Regions from separate parts of the Mus musculus genome. Here region 2 is linked to region 1. A link is a loop called in an ENCODE intact Hi-C map of the cell type or tissue named here. Cell type or tissue: gastrocnemius. All regions are shown on one strand.

Region 1 (8,000 bases):
GAAACACATGATTATAATCTCAGCTTGCAAGAAGATGAGGCAGGACGATCAGAAGTTCAAGGCTAAATAGCAAGCTTGAGGTCAGCCTGGGCTAAATGAGACTCTGTATCAAAAAAGAAGTTGGAAGATGAGGTGACTATTGGTGAAGAGATGGCTTAGTTGGAAAAGTGCTTGCCGTGAAAGAAGGAGGACCTGAATTCAAATCTCCAGCATCCATATAAAAGTTGAGAATGGCAGCATGCACCTGCTCCTATAATCTAGAGGATCCTGGCACTTGCTGGCCAGCCAGAGTAGCTAACTGACTAGTCCCCGGTCTCAACATACATCTGCATGCACACACACACACACACACACACACACACACGGTCTGAGAATAGGTACACCATTTACTTAGTATGCATAACACCTCAAGTTCCCAAACCTCTAAAATAAAAGATTCAAACTAGCAGCCTCAAAATGGTATCTGTGAAAAATAGCTACCTATTCACCTCTAGAGACAGCAGAAGGTTTGGAAGGTTTTCAAAAGGTACCACCTTCCATCCTCTCTATCTTTCTTCCCCATCTGCCAGCCGTCTGGAAACTCTATATTCTAGAGTTGTCTTTTATTTGACCTGACTCAGGTTTCACCCAGTAGGAAACAGTATCTTTAGGTTGTTTATCAAAAGTATGCAGTGGCAACGGTGTAACACGGCAGTGGCCTATGGCACACCAAAGCAAGCAAGGAGCTGGCCAAGATGATTTAAAGAGAAAATTAGATTTCCTACATGAACTTTGCAAAGTTCCCCAGTACATTCTTAGGGATCTAAAAGACTCAAACTAAGCCCATAAGTATGCCTATAAGTGGCTAAGAAAGGTATATTTTCTCAACTCTGGCTAACAATAAGATACTGGGCAAACAAAAATTGAGAAAAAAAGAAGCTGACTAGAGGCTGGAGAGATGGCTCAGTGGTTAAGAGCACTGACTGTTCCTCCAGAGGTCCTGAGGTCCTGAGTTCAATTCTCAGCAACCACATGATGGCTCACAACCATCTGTAATAAGATCTGAAGCCCTCTTCTGGTGTGTTTGAAGACAGCTACAGTGTACTCACATAAATTAAATAAATAAATACATCTGAAAGAGAGAGAAAGAAAGAAAGAAAGAAAGAAAGAAAGAAAGAAAGAAAGAAAGAAAGAAAGAAAGAAAGAAAGAAAGACAGACAGACAGAAAGAGAGAGAGAGAGAGAGAGAAGAAGGGAGGGAGGGAGGAAGGAAGGAAGGAAGGAAGGAAGGAAGGAAGGAAGGAAGGAAGGAAGGAAGGAAGGAAGGAAGGAAGGAAACTGACTAGTGTGTTGAGAATGTACCCTGGCACTCACATAGAATCTGTCAGCAGAAAGCAGAAAAACAACATTTGGTTTAAAATATCTAAAAAAGTTTCTCTTATAGCTGGCCACTAAGTACAACTAACGGAAACATTAGTGTTCACCCATGCAAAACATGAAGACTATTAAGTCAGTAACAATGAGGAAAAAAGAAATGTGATTTTCAGAGTCACTATGCTGTGCTATTTTAATTATCTAGTAGTTTTTAAATGACTTACACAAGACCAAGAAAATTAGTCTATGTAAGAGGGAAAAAAAGTAGTTGATAAAAATAGATCCTGGGGAAACCCTAATGCAGGCTTACTAGTAAAAGGCTTTAAAGCAGACATCATAAATCTTTTCTAAGAAATAAAAAAAAAACTCAGTGCAAATAGTTAAGAGCAAGCCTGAGAACGATGTCTTATAAATAAGAAATTGCTAATTTTAAAGAACTAAGCAAAATCTTAGAGATGAACGGTACTATAAATAACCAAAATTAAAATTCCATAGATGAGAAAACTTGGTTGGTAAAGTGTTTGTACAAAGTGTGAAGACTCGAATTCGATCCCCAGAACCTATCTGAAGAGGTGCAGGGCATAAATCTAGACACTGTAACTGAAGAAACCACACAGTTTGGTTGCAGGACACAAAGGAGTCAAAGTGAGATTGACCAGGAAACCTTTTCCCCTGCTGGCTTTCCGAGTGCCAGGAGGGGCTAGGCAGACAGCAGAGGGAGAAAGACATCCGTGGTCTTCCTCAGCACAGGACCGTGCAGGCTACAATACCGGCCTGCTTAGGTGAGATGTGTACACGGATGCAATTGTAGTTTGACAGTTACAGAGTCACCAATCCCTTTCTGATCCACAAGAAAAAAGGATTCATCCCCAGTACTGTATCCTGGTCAAAAACTCATAGCTGTGAAGACAATATGCCCTAGATATGGGGAGACTACATGACCTAAATACTCGCTTTCATACCCACAGACCTGGGCTACTCTCAGTCTTGGTCAGAGAAGGTTTTGATTTTTGTTGTGGTAGCTGGCAGCCATAAACGCAGACACTTAAAACTAGTCGACGGGCTAAGAATAGAGGACTGCTAGTGCTTGGCTCTCAATGAGACGTCCATATCACCTATGCGCCCAAGGCTCGGGGAACACTGCGGAAGAAAAGGTGGAAGGGATGTAAGAGTGGACAGGAGTGCTTTGAGATGTCTTCCGGACATGACGTAGCAGTTGCACACGTGAACTCCATTAGCTATGTTTGTCTGCACAGGCTCAAGGCAGTCAAAACTCCACCAGGGATGGGGAAAACAAGGCCCCCCGCCCCTAGCTGAGAAGCCATTGGCTACTGCTGGCTGCTGGCAGAGGGAGAGTGGTTTTCCTTTGTTTATATGGCCGCTGGTAAGTTGCTCCAGTGGATAGCCTCATACCTGGGTACATATGGACAATAATAATTATACTCAATGGTGTATGTATGTGTATATGTATGTGTATGTATATATATATATATATATATATGTATATGTATACACACACATACATATATACATATGTATATATATGAATGAAAAGGTCATAAAGTTGGAAATGGAACATACCAAGTGGCCACCCACAGGGAGTCAGAGGAAGTAAATAAAGGTGGTATGGTGCTGCCCAGATTCAGGGTGGATATTTTGTTTATGGTTTTGTTTGTTTGTTTGTTTGTCTTTGTTTTTTTAAACTTCTCTGGAAATGTCCTCTCTTGGTCAAGGTGTGTCTCCTAGGTAACTCCAAAATCCAATCACATTGACAATGGCGACTATCCACCACAAGTCCATATATATTAAGCCTTTTAAGCCCGAGAGCTGGCTCAGAGAAATACCCCTGCTAAGCAGAGAACAATTCCCTGGGTAGGGTTAGGACCAGGATGCCACCTATCCTAGCTTGCGGGGATGAGGCTCAGGGCTCCAAAGAGGAGGATGGTTGGAAAGATGTGTAAGACACACAGGAAAGTGGTCAGTTATTTCTGGAGAACCGGACTTTGGAAAAGTTGAACTTGGTTGAGGCAAAAAATTGGAATTTCTTATATCATGATTTAATTGTCTAGATGCAAGAAAATGATCCATTCAATTAAATGATAAGTTATAATTAACTTTTAATGAATTTACTAATTCTTTTTTTTGGGGGGGGTGTCGGTCTTCAAACCTAGGGCTATGCAGTCCAGGCACTCTACCACTGAGCTACACCACCCCCCTGCACCCTCTTTTGAAAAGGGTTTTTGTTGAAATGGAATATAGAAAAGATATATTGAAAAAGAAACCTCACCAATTTGTAGAATCCTTGCTATTGCTATTTCTGTCTGTCATAAGCTCTGTCTCGTCCTTCATCTTCACCTATCATCTCTGCCATTTAAACCACACTTAGGCTTGAATTAATCTTAGTAAGCAGTTGGCGCCTAAATCCTGACCCCAGCTCAGATCTAGCATGTAGTCTGAACTGTTACTACCTAGATGCACATCCTTAAGGGAGTGGCTTCTTTTGGAACTCAGTTACTTATATGTAAAATGAATCATTCAAACTAAGTACTCTGGTCTGCTGCAAGTGGGAAGAATAACAGAAAGACACACCTGTAGCGTCAGGGGCAAGATGGTTGGGCTAGGAAGGAAGCTCTGGGAGGATGCATAATGACATTCATTGCTGCAAAGCCAGAGCTCCTGAACCAAGGCTGAGTTGCTACTTCATCCCAGCCTTTGTTCATACTGCCCTCTGCTGCTCAGACATAACCCTTCCACAAAAGCCACAAAGAACTGTGGCCTGCCAAGACGAGGCCTCGGGGACAGCTGACTCACAGGAAGTAGTCTATAGTACAGTCAGAAGACGTGAGGAACCAAGTCTGCCAAAAATATTCTGCTTCAGGGCTTCGACTATTACCCTCATATTTTATGTCTCTTCATGGCAGCGTTTCATGTATTTCAGGCTCACTCCAAACTCACTATGAATTTAAGCTCCTTCTGCCTCCATTTGTCAGGGGCTGCAATTACAGTTGTGCACACCATCCTGGGTCTGATACCCTCAAAATCCTAACCTCGAGTTTTCTTTATACTAGGCCTCCTAACAGCTTGGCATATTAGAGCTAGGTTAAGTCCTGAGGGAAAGGACAATGGCAACTACATTGTAGAGGATTTCAGAAGGCTATGGGAGGTGGGGGGAGTCCCTATCCACAGATGTGTCCAATCTTTTTGTGACATGATGTTGTCACCTAAGTTCATACTTAAGAACTAAACAGTCAAGTAACGATCCCTCTCCCGATAGCTTTTGACCAATAATGCTGATTGTAATAGTACTCTGAGCATCTCCACTTGAATATGCTTATCTGTGAGAATGGGTTCTCAAGTGTCTTCTCTTCTAGGGTTTGACTTTCCATCTCCTATATGTGAGTTATCAAGATTTCTATTGCATTTCCCAATTGCTCAATGAATAGGGTTGGATGGGATCTTGTGCTCTCAGGCCCTCTTCTACTATGACATTCTGACTTGTGCCAGATTCAGGCTGCCAAATGCTCGCCTCTTCAGGATGTCTTTTATGAGCAGATAAACATGTTCAAAGAATGTAGGAATCTTTCCCTTGAAACAATTAGATTTGCCTAAATATAGTCCTGTTCTCTCAAATGTTAAGTATTCCCAGAAGTGCCCTGCTGCCACACATACTCACACATACATACTCACACACATATGCACACACATACACACATGCACACTCACATACACACACACCTACCTTCCAGATAACAAGAAAATGTCACCCAGGCCCAGGAACAATTGATTGGTCTTCGGCTGATGTTGCATAACCTTGTCAAGATCCTCATTACTTCACAGTAGCCCAAGTATGGCTCTGCCTTCAGTCATCTGGTCCTCTCTCTTCTTGTGCTATGAGGCCAAAGTTTGCCAACTTGCCTCTTCCTTGAACTATTGATGGTGACAGTCACAAAAAACAATTGATTCTTAGCCTTTCCATTTCCTCTTCAGCACAAAGAACTTAAACCTTGTAAAAACACAACTGTTTCTGTCTGTTCCTCTCTCCAACACTTTAGCTTGTGCTCAACATTTTCAGAATGCTGTTTGGATTGGACCATGTGACAAGACTGTAGAGCCAGAAGACTTGGATTTTAATCCCTACTCTTCCATATCCTAGTAATGAAATTTTAAGTTACTTAAGCCCCATCTTTGACCAATGAATTATATCTTGAAACAAAACTGCATGAGGTATAAAATGTTCTTCTTGAGGCAGAACTTCGAAAAATAACAAATCTTAACTGTTCAGTTTTAGGATTTTTTTTTTCCTTTAAATGGCTCCATGACCACTGCCCAAGTTCAGAGTATTTGAAAACCCTGGCAAATGCCTGTGCTCCTTGCTCGGTTGCCATCCCTCCTATAGGACTTTGTTATTCTATTTTCCTACTATGAATTCATTTCTGCCAGTTCTTAATCACTGCCTATTTGGAATAACGTCATTGTTACAAGGTGAAGATTTCTCCGCAGTTCTCTTCTCAAATGAAAAAGCCTCCTGAGAGGCTCTGCCAGTGCCTGGCAAATACAGAAGTGGATGCTCACAGTCATCTATTGGATGGAACACAGGGCCCCCAATGGAGAAGCTAGAGAAAGAAGCCAAGGAGCTGATGGGGTCTGCAACTCTATAGGTGGAACAACAATATGAATTAGTATCCCCCAGAGCTCTTGTCTCTAGCTGTATATGTAGCAGAGGATGGCCTAGTCAGTCATCAATGGGAGGAGAGGCCCTTGGTCTTGTAAAGGTTCTATGCTCCAATATAGGGGAATGCCAGGGCCAGGAAGCAGGAGTGGGTTGGTTGGGGAGCAGAGGGAGGGGGAAGAGTATAGGGGATTTTTGGAGAGGAAACTAGGAAAGAGGATAACATTTGAAATGTAAATAAAGAAAATATCTAATAAAGAAAAAGTTCTCAACATAAATTTAGCCTAGTAGTGAGAGTACATGCTGGAGACTCGGGCAGGCTGGCACAGGCACTAGCCTCCCCTCCCACTCACTTCTGCGTTATGAACTTTTTTATGTTCATGACTATTTTAGTGGGTGGCATACATTTATTTTGTTAGAACTTAGTGATCTAAAGGCAGTCTATTAAGCATCTATATTCCCACAGTGATGAGATGTTAATTTTGTGTCAGTTTCCTTAGGCTAAGAAAATACCAGAGAGCTGGGATACCATTCTTTCCCAGGGGGTCTCTAAGGATGCTTGGGGAGGAAGGGGGAGGGGGATGGAAGACATCAGCATATGAAACCCTAAATCAGTGTACTGTAAAGATCAGCCTTATTCATGTGGGAACTACTACTGAGGGCCTGTGGAGGCAAAAAAGGTGGGAGAAGTATGCATGTGCTGTTTGAGCTGGGACAACCATCTTCTTTGTTTTATGACCCTGGCATCTTCTGGATGGCTGGGATGTACACTATTAGTTCTCTACCTTGACAATGGACTAGAATTATACCACTGACTTTTTCAGACTTCAAGCTTATAATCATGAGGTCACAGAACTTAGCTTCTACAACCTTATGAGCCAATCTGTCCAGAGAAATGTCTATATAACTCTATCTGCCTGTCAACCTCCTTAGGAGCCATTTCCCTGGAGAACCCTAACACAATAGAGTTCTCGAGCACTCTTGCTGCCAAACTCCAGTCAACGGGATCACTGTTTGCTCCTGTTTAACGTCCTTCTTAGCATTAAATTATCTTTATTATGAATGTTTTTCAATGAAAACTATTAAGGAAAGAACTGTTGTACCTTTTATGTCTCCAGAATGCTGGCTATGACCTCACTCCCTTAAGGATCACTTCTCAATGTGCATTTCCTAAAACCTGGAGCTGCAGAGAAGTGAACAAGAATTCCTGGAAAGAAACTGTGCAGCAGAGCTGATTGTCTAGTTAGAACTTCAGTGGTGTGGAAGGGTTGATGTTGCAGGTCCAGAGCCTAATTATAGTTTATTCTGGGCTATCTTTTTAGCCCCCTTGATGGCCATTCTAGTCCACCTGTTTCAGGACTAACATCCTGTGACTAACAGTTTAAAAACAAACAAACAAACACACAAACAAACAAACAAAAAATCTTTTGGAATGTATTAACTAACAAAACTCTACTCTTCCAGCCAAGAGGCTAAGAGTTATCAGACAGCATAAGGCTTATAACTGAGATTTCTCTGATTTTAAACTTCAGTATATTTGAAAAGCACTTTGATTTACAACTTTTTTTTGTTTTACAATAAAGACTTCAAAAATACTTCCACATTGGAACATGGAATTTGGGGTAACCTAACTTTGTGTTCCCGGGCTACAATCACTCATATTTGACTCCAGAATAAATGATCTCTTAGGACCTTTGAGGTAAACATTGTGGTTTTGCGACACCAGAGACTGAATTGCAAAAGCACCCGTCTCGGGCAGTAGAAAAACAGACTGGAAAACTAACCAAATGGCTGTAGATTATATTCCTCATAGATTATACACGGTGTCTCTCACCTCTTCTCCAGATCAGACTTGGCAGTCATCAAGAGGAAATGCTAAGATAATCTAGAACTAGAAATAAAATCTCCCATCATGAAAAGCCTCCAAACCTGGGGATGGAGGTGGGGATCGACACGCCTTTTGTTCATCTTCCAGTGGA
Region 2 (8,000 bases), 200 kb before region 1:
TGTCCCAGGTTGGCCCTGAACTCCCAGGTTCAGCAATCCTCCTGCCTCACCCTCCTGAGAAGCTGGCATTGTAGGCTCTTACAGTTAAGCAGACATATTTGTTGCAGTCTACCTTGAGGACATCTTGAAGAACTAGAAACTATTTATATCGAAAATGATAAAGGACCCCATCGTCTAATACTAAAGCTCCTAGGGGTTAAATTAATTCAAATTTAATGACAAAGTATGAATTAATTGTGTTTAGTTTAATAACACTATTTAATTCCCATTTGCGATGCCTGGTGTTTAAATCCATAACTCATAATAGCTCCCATTTTCCAGCATCTCCTGCTGTCCAGAGCTTCCCACACAGCATCCCAGTTGTCCTCAGAACTCTGCAAATGGTTTTTCTTTCAGTCTTCATTAGATAAACAGAGCCAGGCAGAAAATGTCCTCTGAGTCAGGTCTGCACACTGCCCTCTGTCACACTCCCTCTATCTACTGTGCTACCTCTTGGAAAAATCAGTTTTTTAGCCCAGCCTTTGGCCTTCAATGGCAAGGCAATAGTTTATAGTAGAAATAGCATTTTTTTTCTTTTAGTGTGTCCTTTAATGGGGAAGGCAGGTCAGGGGCAAAGGTCAATGGTTCACAAGTTGTTTACACTAGTCATGAAGGCAGGGGCTCCTAGAACAGAGAACCACCTTTGCAAAATGCCCAAGGACTGGGGAGAGATCTGCTCACAAATCTCCACTCCCTGGTGGAAAGGGAGCTTTCTCCTTCACTGTATTACCCTAATGTCTTCTGTGTGGAGGGCATCTACTCTTTGCCTGGAGGTAGAGGCGTTTGGACACTCACAGAGGTGGCGACTGAGCCCCTCTCGACCGGCCCTAAGCTGTAACACAGAAACTCCATCAGTTCTGCAAGGAAATTTTAAAGTGGATCAAGAACAACATGAGGTGGCATCGATGACTCAGTAAGGAGCTTGCTGTCCAAGCACAGAGACCTGAGGGCAGATCTGTCATCTACATAAAAGCTTGGTGTAACCAAACATACCTGTAATCCTAGCTCTGTGGGGAACGGGATGCAGGGCACAGAAACGGATCCCAGGGCTAACTGGTCGTCTGGTCTGCCAGAAATAGCACTGGGCATTAACTTCTGGCTTTCACATCCTCCTGCATGAGGCAAGTCTGCACACAGGTGACACCCAATGAGAGAATCTGTACAAAATAAAAGCATTTACAGCAAAAAGTAAGGAGTACCAGGGCAATTGTAAAGGAAACTGGAAATCATGGGAGAAAATGGGAACCATTCTGGTTCCCCCTCACCAAGCTGAGACAGTTCAGTTCCTGAGGCAGAGAGGCGCACGCTGAGCCGCAGTCATTATCAAGACCGCAAGACTTATCAGCAGATCAAGGCTGAGGCCAGCCTGGTCCATGTGAGGCCCTGTCCCAAGAAAGCCCCTTGATGAAATTTTTTGTAAAAAGACATATTTAGTACAGAATCTTCATCTCACTTATGGCTAGAATATGGATCACTTGCGATTGCTAGGAAGAAAGGTTTCACCTGATCAGGCATAACGTGAAACACCCCCCAGATGTCTCCACTTCCCCACCACTACTGTGAACAGGTCGCTGTTACATTCCCTAATAATGGCCATCAATTACAGTATAAATTAACTTCAATATCATCAGTCATGCTATTTTGAATGGTTTGAGCTTAATTGTATAAAAATTGTTCCATGGAAGTGAGCCACAGGGAAGTCTCGTCAGACTCTAAGTAACACATATGAGTTTGACCCACCCTGACGCCATCACTGTCATGATCACTAAAGAGAGAAACTCTCAATTCAAACATTTAGCCTGTGATAAATGACAATGTATGTAAGCTACGTGTAAGGATAGTTCATTGCCCAAGTGGCAATGAGAACCTTTCTGTGTATTTTTGCTGAGGACTCTCCCTGTGTTGGAGTGAGAGGAGACAAAGGGTGTTACGGAAGTTGGCCAAATGGACATGCCTCAAGGCCGGGGGAGAGAAGCAGACAGCAAGCAAGTGTATTCCTGCTCATCAGCAACCATGTCCTATTCAACTTTCTCCTGAACTCCAGAAAATAGGACGCTAATGATCAGAATGTCCAGTGAGTCTGCTGATGGATCTGCTGGTTTTGAATTTAGCTCAACATGAGGCTGGTGATGCATAAGTGGTTAAGGAGCCAAGGATTGGAGGGAGACCTCCGTCTCCTCTCACTCATGAAAAGAGAGTTTTCACCTTTGCCTCAGAAAGGCCAGACTATGTGTTCAGAATCTCAGAGGCAGTAAGTCCCAGAAGCAGAATGAACCCAGGGACCCAAGCCTTCTGCATCGCCCCACCACATTCAGCTACCCCAGCAGGCTCCAAAAGCCCATAGCCAGCCAGCCCAGTGGTCTCCTGAAATGGGGAGGCTGTGATGGCAGCCAAACAACAGCCATGGAAGCTATGGGCTGGACTTAAAGATGCAGAAAAGGGTTAGAAATATATATGTAGGGGCTGCAGAGAAGGCACAGCAGTTAAGAGTACTGGCCACCAGAGGACCTGGTCTCTCTTCCTAACACCTACATGGCAGCTAAGTACTCTCTGTAATTCCAGTTCCAGGGGATCCAACTCTCTCCTCGGGCCTCTATGCACTGCACACACATGGGGCACAGGCATGCATGCAGGCAAAATACCCACACACATAAAACAACTAAAATTATATATATATGGAGTTTTACAGGCTAGATATAAGAGTTCTCACATCTGCATGGTTTTCTTATATTCATTTTTCTAAGGGCATATGAACACATCATGCACACACGTGCACACACACACACATACACACACACACGTACGCATTCATCACTTTCTTTAGGAATAAAAGTATAGAGAAGGCCCTCATGGCTGCACAGTGGCTCACTATAGAAGTCCACAGCAGCAATGTTGTGCCTCTCCGCAGGCTAGTGGGAGGAGATTGTTTGGGGACATGATGGTGAATGCTGATCCTAACAGTTTGGGTTTGGTTACTCTTGCTATACAATGGAGGCCGGTCTCAAACTCTCAGTCCTGCTCAGTCCTGCTCAGTCCTTGAGTTAAAGGTGTGTCCCATTTGTTACATTTGGCAACTAGACATTTTTTTAAGTTCCAGAAAATTTGATAGAGATTTTGCCCATGTTTTTATCCAAGCTCATCTTCAAAATAACAAACTCGGTGTAAGACAAGCCCTAAATGTAAAGGGAAAATGGTCAGATTCATTTTGGACTAGAGACAAAGGCACAGAAAGAGAACTGGGCAGAGCCCCACCTGGCAGCTTCTCTGGGGATCTCTAAGGATTCAGGATAGGCTATCTCACTGCTGTCCCCATCCCTAGCAAACTGAGCCTCCAGCGTGCACACAACCTGCAGGTCTGAGCTGGCTGCCCCCAGTAGCTTGTGTCCATCCAGAGCAGAAGCATTACCTAATGGTGTTGTGTTCAAATGTGAACAAAAACCCTGCTGTACAGCATAGCATAAGGTCAAGACTGTTCTATAATTATATTCACAGCAAAAGGTGACTATCTCTTCATCACAGGACTGATTCTCAGTAGACACTCTTTCACTATACAGATGGATACCTATTTTCCATTTACCTGGAAATAACTCTGCTGGGGTTGAAGAGAGTTCACCCACAGGAAAATGTGCCCCTATATCAGCGATCAGATGCCTAGGTGTGCAAGCTCACAACTCATCCTTGCCCTGCTGTTTAATCCTGAATATCACGCAGATAAGTATAACACAGTTATACTCAGGGACAGAAGGCACATCTCATTATTCTCCTGGGGGTTTACCAAGGGTCCCAGAGTTGGAAGGGGATACAGAGATCAGCCAGTTCAACCCCAGTTCAAAGATGTGAGATGGCTTTTTAAAAGAAGTAGGCTATGAAAGTGATTATTTGGGGTGAATTTTTAGTCAGTGAATTTTGGTTTAGAATGGAAATTTGTTCACAGTATGCGTGTCAATGCTGCCCCCTAGTGGTAAAGATGGCCCATTCAGGAAAAATTACCTTGAGAGTCAAGAAGTTAGCTATTATGCTAACATAATTTCTCAAAGGGTTTTCTAAGAAATCTTACTAAGTGCGATTAGGGAAAGACATAGAGTTGAAATAAGTCTGGGGAAACCTGGGTTAGATAATTGGAATCAATTTCTCTAGATGAGACTTCTCTTAAGTCTTTAGCATGTTAATATCAGGATGAGCATCCAGAAAGAAAATAAAAGAAGCTGAAGTACCCTAATGGATATGGCATGGGAACTTTGTCCATACATAATCTCCAGGAACTATGGTGACCTGCTAAGCACATTTTAAAAACACTATCCTGGAATAAAAGCTTTTTATATCATAAGAATCAAATAGTCAACAAAGATTCCATACATTTTGGAAGATAATGACAGGAAGGACATTTTTCTTAGTGGCTATTTCCCTTTGCTATCCTGTGGGTATTCCCATGAACACCTCCTACACGTATGTATATATACTCATGCAAATGCAGCAATAACCCTACTTAAAAATCTTAGCATAAGAGAGACAGAAATGTTGCAGTCAGGAAATGAACCAATCATCCAACTGGTGTCAAGGGTCATCTTCACTTCGTTTGACAGCTGGGAAATCTGAAGGGAGAGATTTGAACTAGAGAATCCTGGGTATATTCTGAGTAAACAGCAAATATAACTGGGGTCCAGTCTATTTCTGATCATCTCCGAGGTCCATGTTCCACACTGACACCACCTTGTTCCCTTCCACACAGAAAAGAAAGAAAGAGGCAGTTTCTGGTGTGAGAATCTTGATAGCTAGTGACATAAATAGATCCCAGAAGAAATTCAACTCAGGCACTGAGTCAGGAGTCACTGTTTTCAAACCATTCTCCAACATCTTTTCTACTGCAAGTGATCAACGATCGTTCTGTAATTCGCTCCAAAAGGCATGTGTGGCTTGGTTTCCTTTCCAGTTGGATAGGTGACATCCACTGAATGTTTCTGAGAAAAGTAATCCAATTCCAGGGGGGTTGGGGGGAGCAGAGAGAGTAGCTTTTTTCTTCTTTACCCGAATATGACTTTCTGTCCTGGTGAGGTCAACTTGCTCCAGGCTGAGAAGAAAACACAGAAAGCAGCCAGCAGGAGACAAAGCTGAGAAACTGGTGGAGGTCAGCTAACAAAAGGATTCCTAGTAAGGTGGCCTTGTGATCCAAGCTGGAAGGCTTCTGGGAATGAGAAAGATGCTACTAAAAATAAGTTGGTACAAAAAAAAGAAAATGAACGAACCTGGCTACATATGATGCCAAGGAGCCCTGGAAGCCAAGGCCAGGGTTGGAAGCAGGGTAAAGCTGTAGGCACAGGCAAATGAGAAAAGTTAAGAGCCTGAATGTAGAGAGGGTGGTACAGATAAAGAGAAGTGCAGATTACAACAATGGTTAAGAGTAAATTAATAATAAATCTCTACATAATAATTGTATAAATAATAATAATTGTGATTATTACATTATAGTTAAATGCAATTAAAATAACCATCTTAATTGCCAGGTGACTGTTTCGGTCTGAAAGGATGAAGTCAGTAGGCTCTAAGATGGCACACAGGTCCATTTTCTGGGACTGGGGACTCATGAACATCTCCTCACTCTGGGAAACTTGAAGCAGCAAAATCTCTGGACAGTAAAAGAGGTTCAACTCCCTGAACCTGCTCAGTGGGCGTAGAAATAAGAAGCCATCTTAATGTAGAAAGGGCACTGGGAACGAGGTTGCCTGTGTTCATTCTCTCTCTTTCCAGCATGAAATCAAGAATAAATGAATACAATTAATTCCTGGGAGTCCAGTAGATGCTGTGATCACACAGAGATTGGGGCTCAGGATACATGAAGGAGATAAAATCCTGGTCCCGATATCAAGAACATGCCACGCCTGGATTTACACCTCATTCATGCTGTGTTTCCTTAAATCATTCTTCCAGGAAACAATCTCTGTCACCCCCAATTTTTCTTCTTATCAGCTTTAATACATCTAGAGGGGCTACATTTTATTTATTACACCGTGGTAATTGTGTTACTGGTAAAAAAAACAAAAACCAAAAAAAAAAAAAAACCCAAAGAAACAAAACTCCATTGACCCTACTGAAGTTATCTAGTGATATGCAAGGCCTTGTGTACAAGCCTCAAACACACACACACACACACACACACACACGCCTCTCCTTCCAGGTATCTAGGTATTATGACTTGTAACAAGAATCTCAGCACTGGACAGCTCTGTGATTAGAATCATCAGAGGAGCATTGTAGTCTACACTCAAGTGGTAGAGCCAAGAAGATCAGAAGTTCAAAGCTGGGGGCTGGCGAGATGGCTCAGCGGGTAAGAGCACTGACTGCTCTTCCAAAGGTCCTGAGTTCAAATCTCAGCAACCACATGGTGCTCACAACCACCTGTAATAAGATCTGATGCCTTCTTCTGGTGTTTCTGAAGACAGCTACAGTGTACTTATTTATTAGAGTGAGCAGAGATGACCAGAGTGAGCAGAGGTCCTAGATTCAGTTCCCAACAACAACACGAAGACTCACAACCATCTGTGCAGCTACAGTGTGTACTCATATATATTAAATATATAAATCTTTAAAAAAAGAAGTTCAAAGCTATCCACAACTATATAGTAAATTTAAGGCCACCCTCGTATACATGAGTCCCCTACCTCAAGCATAGATAAAATGAAGGTACCACTAGATCTGAAGTGACTTGCTAGCCATGAAGAGTTGCTTCCTCTGTTTTATAATGATTTAACTTTCAATTATTTATTATTATAGTATGTGGGAGTGGGCTGCTCACGTGGCATGCATGTGTACATGCATGTGTATGTTTGTGTATGTAGGGATTCTCATGTGCCATGCCACATGTGTAGAGAGAGGTCACAAGACTACTTTGTGGAGTCTGTGCTCTCCTTCCACCTTTGTGTGAACTCTGGGACTCGAACTCAGGTCCTCAAGCTTGCATAGCAAGAGCCTTTACTGGCAGAGCCATTTCTCTGGCTCATATAAGGAATGCTTTAATCTTTAAAGATTTATTTTAATTATTGATAATTTAAGAGCACTTATTTTATGTCTTAATTTAAAATTAATAATTAGATATAACCATAGTAGATACTGCATATAATTTTGCACATACTTATAGATAATAATACATATGATTATATGTTATTTTGCACTAATTTATTTTAATCTTAGCTGTATCCATTCAAGTGAAGAGTAGGGAAGGTGGTGTAAGTGATGGTTTATGTTTAGCCAGTGTCCCAAATTAAAGAATCCATAGCCTTTGTGACCTTGCTCAGTAGAGCACCATGTAAAGTGCTTTTCCTTTACGTTTTCACCTCTGGAGAGGATCAGGTGATTCACCTTGGATTCAATATCAGAGCTCTTGGAGACTCATTATTTATTAATTTTTAATTTATTTTAATAAGCACTAAGAACAAAACCGTAACTACCATATACCAGATACTGTGGTCAGCATTCCATAAATACCAATCCAGGACTCACTTCTTGTCTTGGGGAATGCTCAGAAGAGCTGAGAAAGCTGTGTTTCCATCTTATTTTTAGAACCAACCTAATTGAAGAAATTATGAACTAAGGCTCATGGTCATGCAAGTCAGTATTAGATACAAAGTAATGGACCATAGGTCAGATCTTGCTGGGCCATGCGCTATAATCACACCATGAGTTTAATTCAGGAGAAAGGCAAGCGATCCTGAGACATCCCATAAGGGGCATTGCACTGTGTAAATCTAAGATTCAGCTTCTATGAACCCCAACAACTACTGATAAGGTAAGCCCTTTACAGGAGTTTCCTAGCTCCACTCTCTATCTGGGCCTTTATCAACATGCCTTCCTGAAGGACCTCATTCCTGCCATGATGGTTAGTTTCCACTGCCAACTTGATTAGTTGAGGGACTATGTAGGTAACAATGATGCACACTTCGGTGTGTCTACAGGGCTTTTCTAGAAAG

The links. Peaks named below come from ENCODE experiments on the same cell type or tissue, not always from the same donor. Only the 100,000 strongest peaks of a DNase experiment are listed, where the experiment ranks them.
Region 2: it touches region 1 in a loop (13-fold over the local background); 17 of 42 quality-filtered maps call a loop at or near these places.

Annotation. Positions count from the first base shown.
Region 1 is chr1:170,132,465-170,140,464 of GRCm38, forward strand. No RefSeq gene overlaps it. Among named protein-coding and RNA genes, the nearest start is that of Uap1, 38 kb to the right of the region's middle. In gastrocnemius, a CTCF peak has its summit at 4,099 (motif pointing left); a DNase peak (open chromatin) is centred at 4,100; H3K27ac peaks cover 426 bases.
Region 2 is chr1:169,935,563-169,943,562 of GRCm38, forward strand. No RefSeq gene overlaps it. Among named protein-coding and RNA genes, the nearest start is that of Ccdc190, 11 kb to the left of the region's middle. In gastrocnemius, a CTCF peak has its summit at 3,999 (motif pointing left); a DNase peak (open chromatin) is centred at 3,995.